Linked DNA regions of Homo sapiens: region 2 is linked to region 1. A link is an interaction called in ENCODE POLR2A ChIA-PET data of the cell type or tissue named here. Cell type or tissue: K562. All regions are shown on one strand. Each heading gives the region's core, and the rest is flanking DNA. Links, peaks and the distances in the headings are about the cores only.

Evidence for each region. ChIA-PET counts read pairs that join two places held together with the same protein. Peaks named below come from ENCODE experiments on the same cell type or tissue, not always from the same donor. Only the 100,000 strongest peaks of a DNase experiment are listed, where the experiment ranks them.
Region 2: POLR2A ChIA-PET joins it to region 1 with 5 read pairs; 2 of 35 experiments call an interaction of 5 or more read pairs at or near these places.

What each region holds. Positions count from the first base shown.
Region 1 is chr3:32,654,434-32,662,958 of GRCh38, reverse strand. No RefSeq gene overlaps it. Among named protein-coding and RNA genes, the nearest start is that of CNOT10, 26 kb to the left of the region's middle. In K562, for the core only: no CTCF peak of the experiment used is centred there; no DNase peak of the experiment used is centred there; H3K27me3 peaks cover 1,588 bases.
Region 2 is chr3:32,845,055-32,853,579 of GRCh38, reverse strand. All of the region lies in intron 1 of TRIM71 (tripartite motif containing 71), which reads right to left. Among named protein-coding and RNA genes, the nearest start is that of TRIM71, 31 kb to the right of the region's middle. RefSeq lists a silencer at 5,749-6,043 and an enhancer at 5,695-6,275. In K562, for the core only: no CTCF peak of the experiment used is centred there; a DNase peak (open chromatin) is centred at 5,139; H3K27me3 peaks cover 772 bases.

The sequences.
Region 1 (8,525 bases), core at 2,338-6,337:
ATGCAAATGGAAATAAACCTAGGTATCTTCTCCTGCAGGTAACTTTGTTTTGGATCTTTGCTACTGTTTAACTTCCTTTGGTGACTAGCCATATTTCATTAACCTTGCAAGCAGTTGAACCTTGCTCAATTGCAGGAAATGCTGGGAAATCCCACTCAGCTGTCCCTACATCTTGTCCCAAAGCACTTGTAGACTGGCAAGGCTTGTTACCTGACTTCCTGTCATGGTAATTTGCTTTATTTCATGTCCCTTATATTTTATTTCTTTTTTTTTTTTTTTTTTTTTTTTGAGACAGAGCCTCACTCTGTTGCCCAGGCTGGAGTGCAATGGCATGCTCACAGCTCACTGCAGCCTCAACCCTCTAGGCTCAAGCCATCCTCCCACTTCAGCTTCCCTAGTAGTTAGGATTACAGGAATGCACCTCCATGTCCAGCTAATTTTTGTTTGTTTGTTTTTGTAGAGACAGGGTTTCACCATGTTCCATGTTGCCCAGGCTGGTCTCGAACTCCTGGACTCAAGCAATCTGCCTGCTTTGGCCTCCCAAAGTGCTGGGATTACAGGTATGAGCCACCATGCCGGGCCATATTTCATTTTTAATTGACTGATAATAACTGTATATATTTATGGGGTAAACTGTGATGTTATGAAACATGAATACATTGTAGAATGATTAAATCAGGCTAATTAACATATCCGTCACCTCACATACTTATTTCTTTGTGATAAGAACACTGAAAATCTCCTCACTGAGCAATTTTGAAAGACATAATCCACTATTATTAACTATAGTCACCATGCTGTGGGGTAGCTCACTAGAACTTACTCTTCTTGCCAGACTGAACCTTTGTGCCCTTCAATTAACAGTTGTTTCCCTCTCCACTCCCTCCCCTCAGCCCCTGGTAATCACCATTCGACTCTCTACTTCTATTAGCTCCACATACAAGTGAGATCATGGGTTATTTGTTTTTCTGTTCCTGGCTTAGTGCACTTAGCATAATGTCCTCCAGCTTCATCCAAGTTGCCACAAATGACAAAATTTTCTTTTCTTTTTTTGGGGGCTGAATAGTATTTTATTGTGTATATATCTCACATTTTTACTTATTTATTTATTTACCTATTTATTTGTTTTTTGAGATGGAGTTTGCTCTTGTTGCCCAGGCTGGAGTGCAATGGCATGATCTTGGCTCACTGCAACCCCCGCCTCCCAGGTACAAGCAATTCTCCTGTCTTAGCCTTCCAAGTAGCTTGGATTACAGGCATGTGCCACCACGCCCATCTAATTTTTTTGTATTTAGTAGAGACGGGGTTTCACCACGTTAGTCAGGCTGGTCACGAACTTCTGACCTCAGGTGATCCACCCCCATCGGCCTCCCAAAGTGCTGGGATTACAGGTGTGTGCCACCGCTCCTGGCCTATTTTTTTATTTTTATTTTTATTTTATTTTACTTTAAGTTCTGGGATACATGTGCAGAATGTGCAGTTTTGTTACATAGGTATACATGTGCCATGGTGGTTCGCTGCACCTATCAACTCATCATCTAGGTTTTAAGCCCAGCATGCATTAGTTATTTGTCCTAATGCTCTCCCTCCCCTTGCCCCCGATCCCGCGGTGTGTGATGTTCCGCTCCCTGTGTCTATGTGTTCTCATTGTTCAACTCCCACTTATGAGTGTCAACATGCGGTGTTTGGTTTTCTGTTTCTGTGTTAGTTTGCTGATGTATGATGGTTTCCAGCTTCATCCATATCCCTGCAAAGGACATGAACTCATTATTTTTTATGGCTGCAATATATCTCATGTTTTCTGTATCCATTTATCCCTTGATGAAAACCATGATAAGATATCAACCCACATCTGTGAGAATGGCTATTATCAAAAAGACAAAAGAGGGCAAGGCGTAGTAGCTCAGGCCTGTAATCCCAGCACTTTGGTAGGCTGAGGTGGGAGGATCGCTTGAGCCCAGGAATTCAAGATCAGACTAGGCAACAGAGTGAGACTCCATCTCTATAAAAATTTAAAAATTAGCCAGGTGCAGTGGCATGTGCCTGTAGTCCCAGCTACTCAGAAGGCTGAGGCAGGAGGATCCCTTGAGGTCAGGAGGTACGGTTGCAGTGAGATGATTGCGTCACCACACTCCAGCCTGAGTGGAAGAAGGAGACCCTACCTAAAAAAGAAAAAAAAAAAGAACAATAACAAGTGGTGGAGTAAAAGGTAACCCTTGTATATTATTGGTGAGAATGTAAATTAGTACAGCAACTATGGAAATCAGTATGGAGGTTCCTCAAAAAACTAAAAATGGGATTATCATATGATCCAGAAATCTCACTACTGGGTATATATCCAAAGGAATTGGCCTGGCACGGTGGCTCACGCCTGCAATCCCAGCACTTTGGGAGGCTGAGGCAGGCAGATCACTTGAGGTTGGGAGTGCAAGACCAGCCTGGCCAACATGGTGAAAACCCGTCTCAACTAAAAATACAAAAATTAGCCAGGTGTATGGCAGGCACCTGTAATCCCAGCTACTTGGGAGGCTGAGGCAGGAGAACCACTTGAACCTGGGAGGTGGAGGTTGTGGTGAGCTGAGATCACACCACTCCACTCCAACCTGGGCAACAGAGTGAGATTCCATCTCAAAAAAATAAAAATAAAAATAAAACAAAAGAATTGAAATCTGTACATTGCTGGACGCAGTGGCTCACGCCTGCAAATCCCAGCACTTTGGGAGGCCAAGGTGGGTGGATTGCTTCAGCCCAGGGGTTTGAGACCAGTCTGGGCAACATGGTGAAACCCTATCTACAAAATAAATACAAAAATTAGCTGGGTGTGGTGGTGTGTACTTGTAATCCGAGCTGCTCGGGAGGCTGAGAAGGGAGAATCACTTGAGCCTGGGAGGTGGAGGTTGCAATGAGCCATGATCATACCATTGTACTCCAGCCTGGGTGACAGAGTGAGACTCTGTCTCAAAAAATAAACAAAAGAATAAATAAATAAAAATAAAAGAAATCTGAACATTGAAGAGATATTTGCACTTCCATGTGCATTGCAGCATTATTCACATTTGCCAAGATACAGAAATGACGTCTACCATTCTTGATTGGAAACACCTATCAGCCTGAAGTATGTGTCAAGGTCTCTGTACCTTACACCTGTCTTCTATGAAGGGTTTAGCCCCTGGCAAAGTATTATAAAGTAGGGGGGATTTTCAAACTAGAGGTTAGGGAGAGGGGGATTGACAGTCTTGTTAGCTTTAGTGAGAGATAGCAGAACCCTGGTAACTGATGTGGGAGTTCCCTGCTGGTTTGTATTCCATTTAACTCTTTTTTTTTTTTTTTTTTTGAGATGGAGTCTCGCTCTGTCACCCAGGCTGGAGTGCGGTGGTGCGATCTCGGCCCACTGCAAGCTCCGCCTCCTGGGTTCACATCATTCTCCTGCCTCAGCCTACAGGCACCTGCCACCGCGCCCGACTAATTTTTTGTGTATTTTTTAGTAGAGACGGGGTTTCACCGTGTTAGCCAGGACGGTCTTGATCTCCTGACCTCATGATCTGCCCGCCTCGGCCTCCCAAAGTGGTGGGATTAAAGGCATGAGCCACCGCACCCAGCCTATTTAACTCTTTTGAGAGAAAACAGAAGGTGAGAAACCAACAAGGTGCACAAAGATACTTAGTGTTAATCTACTTTTGGTTTGTGAGATTATCAACAAATCTTGGCCGGGCGCAGTGGCTCACACCTGTAATCCCAGCACTTTGGGAAGCTGAGGCAGATGGATCACTTCAGGTCAGGAGTTCAAGACCAGCCTGGCCAACATGATGAAACCCTGTCTCTACTAAAAATAGAAAAATTAGCTGGGTGTGGTGGTGTGTGCCTGTAATCCCAGCTACTTGGAGGCTGAGGCACGAGAATCGCTTGAACCAGGGAGGAGGAGGTTGCAGTGAGCCGAGATTGCGCCACTGCACTCCAGCCTGGAGGACAAAAGCAAGACTCCATCTCAAAACAAAACAAAACAAATCTTGTTCTCTGATCATAAACCTCAGATTTATCTGTAGATAGTACTTTGTATACACACTGCAGAAACTATATAAGCCTCTGACTTTATTCAGAATTTGGCAAATAAAAGACAGTGGTTGAAGTTAGCTATGTGGAGCAGTCACCAAACAAGACTGTCACCCTGACTCCAGGTCAGAAGGAGGCTGGCTAATGGATAAAATTAGAAAATGAAAAGCAATAGGTCAATAGAAAGAGTCACGGCCCACAGAGAGATACATTTTAACAGGCGGTAATAAAATTGAATTCCTTCTCTCTGTGGAATAAGCCAATTTTACGTCGGTTTGTAAATTCATTTCAGCATTACTGACTGCTTATGTATCTTGTTCTCTGATCATAAACCTCAGATTCATCTGTAGATAGTAATTTGTATACACACTGCAGAAATTCAGTGTGTTTCTACAGTATGTTTTTCCAGCTGAGGTGAGGCGTGAGGATGGTTTGAGGCCAGGAGTTCAAGGTCAGCCAGGGCAACATAGTCAGACCCTGTCCCTACAAAAAATTTAAAAATTAGCCTGGCATGGTGGTACATTCCTGTAGTCCCAGTACTTCAAAGGCTGAGACGGGAGGATCACTTGAACCCAGGGAGTTGAGGCTGCAGTGAGCTGTGATGGTGCCCCAGTGCACTCCAGCCTGGGTAACAGAGTGAGACCCTGTCTTGAAAACAAAAAGCAAAAAACAAAAAACAAAAACCCAGCAAAACTTTCCAAGTTAGGATGAGAAGGGGAAACAGTTATGGATCAGTTCCTGCCCCTGTTAATCAGAAGTTGCTCCATGTAAGTGCTGAATTGGTTTAGAGAGGGTCAGGGCAGGAGATGAAAAACTTGGTGAGATATTGGTTGAAGCCTGTAAGTGGTCACTGTAGCAGTGGCTTAAACAAAAAGAGTCCAAGACAGTAGTGTGGGAGTGTGTGAGTAAATGCTTAACGACCAGCTTCCAAAAATTGGGAGGAAGCCCTGATCTGTAGCATTTGCCAATTTCCTTCACATGCATATTCCCACTGTGGTCGATTTCAAGCTGCCAATGTGATGTCACTGAATAGAAGGGGTAAGATGTGCACAATGGGCTCTTATAAGCTGGTGGAAGCCAGCTCCAGCTCACCTCTGGAAGAGGATTTGAAGTGGTGCCCAAGACTTTTCCAATATCCTGTAATACACTATCATTCAGGATTCTATGGTTGTAATGCAAATTGGAATTTATTGACTCACATGATTGAAAGGTGCAGGGGTGGAGCTGACTAGACTCAGTTGCTCAGATAATGTAGTTGAGAATTCCTCTTCATTGTTTACCTTTGCCTTTTTCCCTGTTGGCTTCATTCTCAGGCAATCTCTTTCCGCATAGTGGCAACATGAACCCCCACAAACCTCAAGTTCACATGCTAGCAGAAGGCATCTTCAGCAGAGAACTGCTCTTTCTCATTAGTTCCAGGACTCAAAGCAGACAGCCTAGAGTTTCTCTAGATTTGACTATATATTGATTACATACATATACATATACACATACATGCATATTTGAACCCTTCTATCTGTATAGATATAATGTTGTGCATTCTATATGCTTTTCTCCACAGGTCTTTTTTGTGTGTTACAATTTATCTGGCTGGGCACGGTGGCTCAAGCCTATAATCCTAGCACTTTGGGAGACTGAGGTGGGTGGATCACCTGAGGTCAGGAGTTTGAGACCAGCCTGCCCAACGTGGTAAAACCCTATCTCTACAAAAAATACAAAAATTAGCCAGGCGTGGTGGCAGGTGCCTATAATCCCAGCTACTGGGAAGGCTGAGGCAGGAGAAACGCTTGAACTCGTGGGGGCGGAGGTTGCAGTTAGCCGAGATCGCACTGTTTCACTCCAGCCTGGGCAAAAGAGTAAAACTCCACCTCAAAAAAACAAAACAAAACAGTTTATCTTAGGCATCATTTCATAGCCCTTATAAAAATCTTCAACTCTTCCTTATTCCTTTTTATAGCTGCATAGCATTCTATTGTGTAGATGTATCATGTCTTATGTTATAGCCATTGTATGGTTTTCACAATCTTTTGTGCTGCAATGAGTAGCTATGTGCATATACCTTTTCATATTTTCATCAGGGTATTCTAAGATAGAGTCTGAGAGATAAGATTCCTGGGTTAAAAAAATGAATTCATATGTAACTGTGCTAGATATAGACAGATTCCTCCATATAGGCTTTACTAGTTTGCATTTCCCCAGCAATGTTTGAGTGTCTGTTTCTGCACAAACTTGCCAAGAGAGTTTGTTGTCGAACTTTTACATTTTGTCAGTGTGGGAGATGAGAAATTGTCAGAATCAGTTTAACTTTCTGTTACTATGAACAAGGTTGTGCATGTTTTCATATGGTTAAAGGACATTGCATTTGTTTTTCTTGTGAAGTGTCTTTTAAAATCTCTAGTCCATTTTTCTATGAGGTTGTTGGTCTTTTTCTTCTCTCTACATTTCCCAGATCTGCCCATTGAAAAGGTCTAGAAACAGTGATAAACCAAAGAGAAATGAGCACCCTAAGCACCCAGAGGATGGTTTTCAAAGACCATTTCACACCGGGAAAATCAAGACTCTTTGGGGAAAATGGCTGCTTCCAAGTCTGGGATAGAAAATGAAATATGCAAGATAAGCCTGGAGCATCTCGTCAAAGCAGCTTTCAAGGAAGCTATCAAAGAGGTTGGTGTCAAAAGTATTCAGAAATCAACTTAAAGAGGTTGCACCGGTCAAATGTGAGATAATCTGAGTGTTAAAAAATGCAGTGGATGGTTCCATCCTGGCTAACACGGTGAAACCCCATCTCTATTTTAAAAAAATACAAAAAATTAGCTGGGTGTGGTGACGGGCGCCTGTAGTCCCAGCTGTTCGGGAGGCTGAGGCAGGAGAATGGCATGAACCCGGGAGGCGGACCTTGCAGTGAGCTGAGAAAGCGCCACTGCACTCCAGCCTGGGCGACAGAGCGAGACTCTGTCTCAAAAAAAAAAAAAAAGAAAAGAAAAGAAAAAAAATGCAATGGATTGAAACACATAAAATAAATGTAAATTCATGAGTTTATAGTGCTGCTGAAACAAATTATTTAGTCACTGTTGCAGGATGGTAGAAAATAACTCATTTGGAAAGCTTGAAAATAAAAGTAGAGAATCAGGTATGTATGCTGCCTTTCCAATGCCACTATTTGGTACAGTACCTCTATGTCACCAAATAGTAGATGAGGGGAAGTGGAAGTGTTCTTTATAGAAGTAGTCCAGCTGATACACAAAGAAGAAATGAAAAAATTAGAATATAACTACATGTAAATCTCTAATGGAGTAATTGATCTATTATTGGTCATCAATAGCTGATCATGAGAGATAAAGTTGTTATGTGCCTCCTAATTGAAGAACACAATATGAAGCAGTCTTGCAAAAAATCAATCAATCAAGCAAGCAAATAGACAAAACAAAACAAAATAAAACCAAACAAAAAGAAAGTTGATTAAGCCTCTAGATCTAACTACAGAAAATTCGGAAGGCAGAAGAACACGTTAAATAAACCAGAAGGAATGCAATCAGCAAAATTGAGTCAGCACTTTCTAATAGAATTTTCTACAATGATGAAAGTATACAATATTTGCACTGTCCAGTAGCCATTAGTCAATACATTGTATGGACGTATCTGTAAGCCAGGTGTGAGCTTTTTGGCAAAGCTGGTCATAGGAGAGTCTACACAAGACCATGGATGTGGATTGATGGAGGGGCAGCAATGCAGCAAGAGTAGGTGTCAAAGGAGGAGCAGATATTGAACAAGTCAGAGCCATGTGCCTATCTGACTTACTTATGCGTTCTAGGCATGCTTCATTCCGTATCATATATACCACCACCGCCTGATGATGGATTGCTGCACATGCATCACCTCATGGCTTGGCAGGTGTATTAGTCTGTTCTCACACTGCTATAAAGACATACCTGAGGCCAAGTATGGTGGCTCATGCCTGTAATCCCAGCACTTTGGGAGGCTGAGGCAGGTGAATCACTTAAGGTCAGGAGTTCAAGACCAGCCTGGGCAACATGGTGAAACCCCATCTCTACTAAAAATACAAAAATTAGCCAGGCATGGTGGCAGGTGCCTGTAGTCCCAGCTACTCGGGAGGCCGAAGCAGGAGAATTGCTTGAACCTGGTAAGTGGAGGTTGCAGTGAGCTGAGATTGCACCACAGCACTCCAGCCTCGGCGACAGAGCAAAACTCTGTCTCAAAGAAAAGATGGCTGGGTGTGGTGGCTCACGCCTGAAATCCCAACACTTTGGGAGGCCAAGGCGGGTGGATCACCTGAGGCCAGGAGTTCAAGACCAGCCTGGCCAACATGGTGAAACCCCTTCTCAACTAAAAATACAAAAAAATTAGCTGGGCGTTGTGGTGGGTGCCTGTAATCTCAGCTACTTCGGGAGGCTGAGGCAGGAGAATTGCTTGAACCCAGGAGGCAGAGGTTGCAGTAAGCTGAGATTGTGCCATTG
Region 2 (8,525 bases), core at 2,988-6,987, 190 kb before region 1:
TTAGATGTTCATCCAGGCAGGAATGAAGCACTTCCTTAAAAATAGGTGATTTATAGCACCACATGAGACTGGAAGCAAACTAAATGTCCATTAATAGAGTACTAGTTAATAATGGTTAAATAAATTGATTCCAGGGCAACCATTAAAAAGAATGAGATATTCTGGCCGGGTGTGGTGGCTCATGCCTGTAATCCCAGCACTTTGGGAGGCTCAGGTGGGCGGATCACGAGGTCAGGAGATCGAGACCATCCTGGCCAACATGGTGAAACCCCATCTCAACTAAAAATACAAACAAATTAGCTGGGTGTGGTGGCATGCACCTGTAATCCCAGCTACTCGGGAGGCTGAGGCAGGAGAATCGCTTGAACCCAGGAGGCGGAGGTTGCAGTGAGCTGAGATGGTGCCACTGCAGTACAGCCTGGGTGACAGAGTGAGACTGTCTCAAAAAAAAAAAAAAAAGAGAGAGAGAGAGAGAAATAATCTCCAAGATACATTATTATGGAAAAAATACAGAAGACAGTAATGTATACATATATTTACTATTTGTGAAAAAGAAGAAAAATGGATACAAGTATTCCTTGGTAACCAAATCTATAGTAAGGGGGTCCCTGTCAAGTGTTTGCATGTCACAGAACAAAATTTCATACTTTTTATTCACACCAAACTGGGGTGTGTTTGTGTAGCTACTTAGAATTTAATTGCAAATACCTTTTGCTATTCTCTTCGTGTTCCTAAAATATTTTCCAAGACAAAGCTACATGTTTCATTATTGCTTATACTAAATACCAGATAAAGTTTGTTTTTGTTTTTTTTTTTTTTTAAAAGACAGTATACAAATATAAACCTTCCTCTACCCAGTTAGAGTTCTGTAATCCTCAGGCAGAGGCAATTCTACCTGTGTGCCATCAACCACTGCTAAATTCAGCTGCTTTCTTTTTTTCATTACTTCCAAACTCAAGAACCCTCAATGGCTCCCTATCCCCTACAGGTCAAGAATAAATGCCTGCTGGGTTTAACAAGCCTGACTTTAATAGCACATTCCCATAGCTCCCTAAAATGAGCCTAGCACAAGAAGACCTCTCTGGCAAAATGCTCTTGTCTTGCTTTGGGTCCGTTTCTAAGTTCTCACATCTGAGAGCCCCACTCTCCTATCACTGCATTTGTTTGAACCACTGTTTTGCTTCCCAATACTTCAAATTTCTACACAACACCCTCAGGCATAAACCCAGTAGTGGACATATGGAGAAGCTGGAGAAACCTATTTATCTGCCTCCCAACCCCCACCCTCCCTCTGGTCAGAGAAAGGAACACAGCCCTCAATGTCCTTCTCCAGGATGTGCCTCCGGCGCTCCAGTTTAGGCCGTGACACTGTCCCTGTCCCCAATTTCATTCATGGCCCCACAATCCAAAAGGCTACCCCCCAGGGAATCTGTGACCAGTTTGGTCCAAGGCCGAGGACCGACCATAAAACAGCCTGGTCCAAGCTGGCAGCAGGTCCAATATAGAGCCTTTGTTCCCACAGGACCCCTCGGGCACGCTCCAGAGGGTTTTGGGTACTTCTCTCTCCTGAATAGTTGTTCCCAAGTGGGAAGTGAACAGAAAATTCCTTTCCTGCCTACCCCACAAAAGAAAGCTGTTGCTATGCCTAAGTGATAACATCAGCTTTCCTTTCTCTCTTTTGCAATTTTGATACTCTTCAGACCTGTTTTGCCACCTGAAATTTAAGTTTGAAATAATTAAGTTTCCCAAGATTAATGTCACACAGTAGAACTGCCCCAACCCTTTCAAAGTTGCCAGTTCAGGCAGGGCGTGGTGGCTCAAACCTGTAAACCCAGCACTTTGGGAGGCCAAGGCAGGCAGACCACCTGAGATTAGGAGTTAGAGACCAGCCTGGCCAACATGGTGAAGCCCCATCTCTACTAAAAATACAACAATTAGCCAGGCGTAGTGGCGGGCACTTGTAATCCCAGCTACTCGGGAGGCTGAGGCAGGAAAATCGCTTGAACCTGGGAGGCGACGGTAGCAGTGAGCTGAGATCACACCACTGTAACTACAGCCTTGGCGACAGAGCAAGACTGTCTCAAAAAAAACAAAAACAAAAACAAAAAACAAAGTTTCCAGTTTGCCAGTTCACTTTCATTAATTAAAGGTGAGGAGGACAACGCTAAGTCTTCAAAGAACTTAGCTGGGTGGATTCAGTTAAGGAGAGAAATATACCAATCAGTGAATTCTGCATATTCTCCTTATCCTCCTCATTGGCTTGGCCATTTGTTCATTGTATTCCACTCTATTACCAACTGTATTCAGTTCTTTTACTAATTGTAGCCTGAAATTCAAATTTCACCATCTACTTAAGAAATTTTCTAAAAAGTGAGAGTGAGGAGGAAATTGAGACGTAAGGCTTATCAAAAAGAACAAACTTTTTTCCCCACAGCCCGAGAAACACAAGGTTTTAAAATGTGTAAGCTGAACCAGTAACATTTCCATAGTCACAGTGAGAAAGCGGAGCTTTCTAAAAAGCTTGACAGAACCATAAGAAAACAAAACAGGAAAGTGGAGAGGCTTGTTTTGAAAAATAATAATTTGTTTTTCATTTTGTGTATTTTGATAGAGAACACCTTTTCTATTTAAACCCCTCCCCAACCTGCACCTCAGGATGTCTCATTAGAATGAGGTGGGTGGTGGGGGTGGAGAATGACTTGAGATTTCGGGATCTGATCAATGCAACATGTTAGGGGCAGAGCACAAGGTCAAAAGGAAATGATTAATCCCACAAGAGAAACAGGCGGATAGGGCAGCGAATGGTCCCCCCTACAAAACCCTCACTAACAAGCCGGTCAAGATACCCTGCTTAGCAGCGTTCTCTCCATCCTGCACTCAGTATTTCAGCTTAAAATTCAAAGAATGTTCATCTACACAAGCTAGTCTTCCTTAAAGGTTATTTTTATTTGCTGTTATGTTCCAGTGGTTGCAAAAGAAGGTCGAGAATTAAGCAGGAGAGAGAATGACTCTAGTCATCAGGATGACTAAAACATTCTATGACAATCTGACAATTTCCATTCCTGGAGGGAGCCATGCTGATCATTAATGGAGGACGGAGTATTTTGGGCCTATTTAAAAGCAGTTACCAGTCAAGACATACAATATCCCTTTGAAATACTATGACATCAACACTCTGAAAGTACATAAATAGGTCAAACACAAGAGGAGGGGGAAGGGAAATGCCTTTTGCAAAAATCCTTTGGGAAACAATTTCCTCTTAGCTTTTCACCCTCCCTAATGCTTGCTTTTAGAGAATTGCACACAAAAAAAAATCTGTATTCCCAATTAGCAATGCAAACTTCACCCGCTAACCACCACATCCTCCTATAGAAAACCCTAGATTTGCCACAGGATTAGTATTTTAAACTCAGATGCCTCAACACCTTTCTGTCCCACTACCTGCCTTTGGAAAAGAGGCACGGAACGGAGGGAGACTGGAAGACAACGAACCTCCATGCCACAGGGCCTAAATTCTGAAACCATCCAGATGCGTGGGGTTTTGTTTCATTTTTGGCAATACATAATTAACAGATGACTATCTTGCTTTGAAAGACACTGAAGACATACCCCAAGAACGCTTTGAGCCACACAATCTTAGGAGCTAGATAGGAGCTACCTTCAATTTGTGTGCACAACTTGTGACAATCTCAGGGCCTGGCAACCCCTCAATTAGTGTGCAAAATTTTGAGCGTGCAGTTCTTTCTGGAGAGAAAGTACACAGGTCAGATTCTTAAAGGGGTTCTTGACAAAAAAGTTAAGAATCCATAGCCAATGCACCCAACTCTTACCCCACCGGACAAAAAAAGTGGAAGGGGAAGGAGGCTTGTTTACCTGGTAAAACAGCCACAGTTTAATTAAGAAATAAGGATTAGAACTCCAGGCCCTAGGCCAGGCTCACGCCTGTAAATCCCAGCACTTTGGGAGGCTGAGGCGGGTGGATCACTTGAGGCCAGGAGTTCGAGACCAGCCCAGCCAACATGACAAAACCCCATCTCTACTAAAAATACAAAAATTAGCTGGACGTGGTGGTGCACGCCTGTAATCCCAGCTACTGGGGAAGCTGAGGCAGGAGAACTGCTTGAAGCCTGGAGGCCGAGGTTGCAGTGAGCTCAGATCGCACCATTACATTCCAGCCTGGGTAACAGAGCAAGGCTCTGTCTCAAAAGAAAAAAAAAACCAAAAAAACTCCAGGCCCTATGCAAGATCCTTCCTCTAACCACACTGTTTAAAAATTAGTCCTGGGGGAAACTGCAGTGCCAGCGTTTCTAATCTAAGGCAGGTAAATGAACTCGCTCTACCTTCACCATGAAACAATGTTTAACTACCAAGTAGTAGCTCCACAAGACTGGGTTCCTTCTGACCTTATCCATCCAAACTGAGGGGCTTATTTTCCAACATAACAGCTTTTTAAATTCACTTGCAGTTATCATGCCCTTAAGTCCCCTGTCCACTTAGTACCCCCAGCTTAAGGCTCCCCTGACTGCCCAGGGCCAGGATCCCATGTTTTCCCATTTCCTAAAATAAGAGTGTTTGAAAAAATTTAAATATCATCTTAACCTCTCTCCAACCCTAGACCCCCAGAGCTTCAGGGAACTCATTGAATAGGGGTGAGGGATTGGGGTTTAGGGGCTTAGGGATGTGTCTGGCAGGGCTCTGAAATCCACAAGTTTCCACTGCTCCATGACACTACCACATGAAAGCTCAGCTTTCTGGTTGTCCTGTGACCTCAAGTCTCAGCTAACCAAGGTGATTCCCGCCATCCCCAGACTCCACTGGGTCCACAGCCTGGCCACTGCCCCAGGTTTCATTCAGCTGGCCAAGGCTGGTGTTTTAAAGGGCAAAAATGAAGAGGCATCAGGCATTTTAAAACTGCCTGGCTCAAGGGAAAAATAACCTCAGGACCCTAATCATAGACAAAACTAGGGGTATTTTTGAGCCTCGTTTCCCAAAAAGAACCATAAAAAGAAAACAGTATTAAGAAATATGAGATAAAGAGATAGCAGAGAATTAGCAAAGACAATCCCCTTATTTCTTCGGAGGGAACCTTCCACAACGGCTTCATGCCCTGATGATTCAGGCCCCCACCCCTCCAGGGAAGAGGGGTGGTTATCAGGGAAAGAAGTGACAAGACCAGCTGACTTCTGCAGACAAGATAAGAGTTTATGGGCCAGACCTTGCAAAACTCCCTTGGCAGGATTCCTCTGACCTGTAGAACTAAGAGGGCAGAAAGAAATGCACACTACCCTGGGGTGCACAACTGTCAAAACTCACCATATATTCAGATCTGTGCATTTCATCATGCGCACAGTATAGCATAAGTATCTACCTATCATTTCTATTTAACAAATTAAAAATCTAAGGCAAAGAGATTAACTCACATGAGGTCACACAGTATTAAGTGGCTCTTTGCCATGCTTGTATAAAGTACAGTCGTCTCTCGTTATCTGTGGAAGACTGCGTGTCCAGGACCCCCTTGGATACCAAAATCCAAGGATACTCAAGTTCCTTATATAAATGGTGTAGTATTTGCAGACAACCCATGAACATCCTCCCATATACTTTAAATCATTTCTAGATTGGTTATGAATATCTAGTACAATGTAAATATTATGTCAATAACTATACTGCATTTGAAATTTTTATTGCCTTATTTCTAATATTTTCAATCCACAGTTGGTTGAGCCCATAAATATATAAAACATTACACTCCCAAAACAAAACAAAAAACCAGCCCCATATTGAGAGCCAGCTAAGCCAAGACTCAGAGGCAAATGTGGGAGGAGGCCAACTCCAGGCGAATCTCTGCTTGTCAGCACATTCATTTGTCACATATGGAAAGGCCTGCATTTAACTGAGCACAAAGCTGAGCTCAAGACAGATAGTCAATGTGTACTTGCCAAATGTAAGGATACAGTAAGTCAGGCACTGGCCTGGATGCTTCCCTGTATCAACTCATTTAAAATGCACAACCTTAAAGTTAGTACAGCCATTATGGAGCCAAGGGCACAGAGGTTCCTCAGAAAGTTAAAAACAGCACTACCCTGGCTGGGTGCGGTGGCTCACACCTGTAATCCCGGCACTTTGGGAGGCCAAGGCAGGCGGATCACCTGAAGTCGGGAGTTTGAGACCAGCCTGACCAACGTGGAGAAACCTCTCTCTACTAAAAATACAAAATTAGCGGGACATGGTGGCACGTGCCTGTAATCCCAGCTACTCGGGAGGTGGAGGCAGGAGAATCACTTGGACCCGGGACGCGGAGGTTGCGGTGTGCTGAGATTGCGCCATTGCACTCCAGCCTGGGCAACAAGAGCAAAACTCAGTCTCAAAAAAAAAAAAAAAAAAAAAAATTGCTGGACCTGGCGGCGAGAGCCTGTAGTCCAAGCTGCTCCAGAGCATAAGGCAGGAGAATCGCTTGAACCTGGGAGGCGGAGGTTGCAGAGATGGTGCCACTGCACTCCAGCCTGGGTGACAGAAACTCAAACAAAACAAAACAAAAACAGAACTTCCACATGATCCAGCAATCCCACTTCTGGGTATATATACCCCAAATAACTGAAATCAGTATGTCAAAGAGCTATCTGTCCTCTCATATTCACTGCAGCATTGTTTACAAGACAGCAAAATGTGCCATATATGCATGGGTGAATACTATTCAGCCTTTAAAAGGAAGGAAATCCTGTCATTTGCAACAACTGGGATGAAACTGGAGGTTATTATGCTAAGTGAAACAAGCCAGGCACAGAAAGACAGACACCACATGATGTCACTTATATATGGAATCTAAAAAAGCTAATCTCATAGAAGTAGAGAGAAGAGAACTAGAGTAGAAGTAGAGAGTAGAATATCAGAGGCTGGGGTTGGAGCGGGGGGCTGGGGACAGGGGTGGGTGCAGGGGAGGGGCAAGGGGAGATGTCGGTTAAAAGTTTCAGTTAGACAGGAAGACTTAAGTTTTCAAGAGCTAATGCACAGCATGGTGACCACAGTTGTTAATGATGTATTGAGAACAGATTTTAAATATTTTAAACATTATCATTACAAAAAACATAAGTATCTAAGTTAATTACCTTAATATAATCATTCCACAATGTATGTATATACCAAACATCACATTGTACCCCCTAAACATATACAGTTATTATGCCAATTTAAAAATAAGAAGTGGTGGCCAGGCATAGTGGCTCACGCCTGTAATCCCAGCACTTTGGGAGGCTGAGGCGTGTGGATCACAAGGTCAGGAGATCGAGACCATCCTGGCTAACACGGTGAAACCCTGTCTCTACTAAAAATACAAAAAATTAGCCAGGCATGGTGGTAGGCGCCTGTAGTCCCAGCTACTCAGGAGGCTGAGGCAGGAGAATCCTGTGAACCCGGGAGGCGGAGCTTGCAGCGAGCCAAGATCGCGCCACTGCACTCCAGCCTGGGCGACAGAGCGAGACTCCATCTCAAAAAAAAAAAAAAAAAAAAAGTGGCTTACCAAGTTAGTTTCCCATCCAAAAACATAATAAATAAATGCACAAGCTAGTGAGCCATAGTCTCCAACTCCGTTTTTTAAAAAAGGATGCAAACTGCCAGGTGGATCACCTAAGGTCAGGAGATCGAGACCAGCCTGGCCAACATGGCGAAACCCTGTCTCTACTAAAAATACAAAAATTAGCCAGGCTTGGTGGCAGGTGCCTGTAATCCCAGCTACTCGGGAGGCTGAGACAGGAGAATCACTTGAACCCGGGAGGCGGAGGTTGCAGAGGTTGCAGTGAGCTGAGATCACTCCATTGCACTCCAGCCTGGGTGACAGAGAGACTCTGTTTCAAAAAAAAAAAAAGATCCAAACTTGGCCTAGGTCGCATGGCAATTTGACCCAGTAACCTCATGAAAGATCCCAAGGCCCTTTGTTCTCTCACAGGGCATACTGTCATTAACAATACATACAACTGGCTTATAATATCATATGATCTCATTTACCTAGTGACCACTGAGTTAAAGAAAGGGTTTGTACCTGTGAGTAACCCCCAGAGTAACCCCCAAACTGAAGACTCCTTGCAAACCCGCTAGAGGGAAGGAGGGCTGCCAAGCCAGGTGGCAGCAAGACTGTTCATGGTGTGGTGGCAGGAGCTGCTCAGCCAGATGAGGGACAGTGGGGACTCCTGAATATACTAAACACCTTCTTCTCTTTCATCCTTTTTGCCCTGGCTCCTGGGGATTCCTACATCTTTGCAAGCTTTCTGTGGGTTTGAGCCATGTGTCTCCCACATTTTCACCCAATTAACCCTGGGAGTGAAATGGAAGCCCTGGCATGGTCTGGGAGACACAGCCACAAACATTTCAGCTCTGTCTGAAAATTACTGTACTCCCCTCCACAGCACAGCATTAGCTGTTTTTATACAATCCAGACAGGTACCTGGAAAGCCTCCAGGTGGCTCCTGTTCAGCTCCATTTAGAGAGAGATGCCAACTAGAGGTGAAACCAGAAGGGAAGACCTGGCAAGG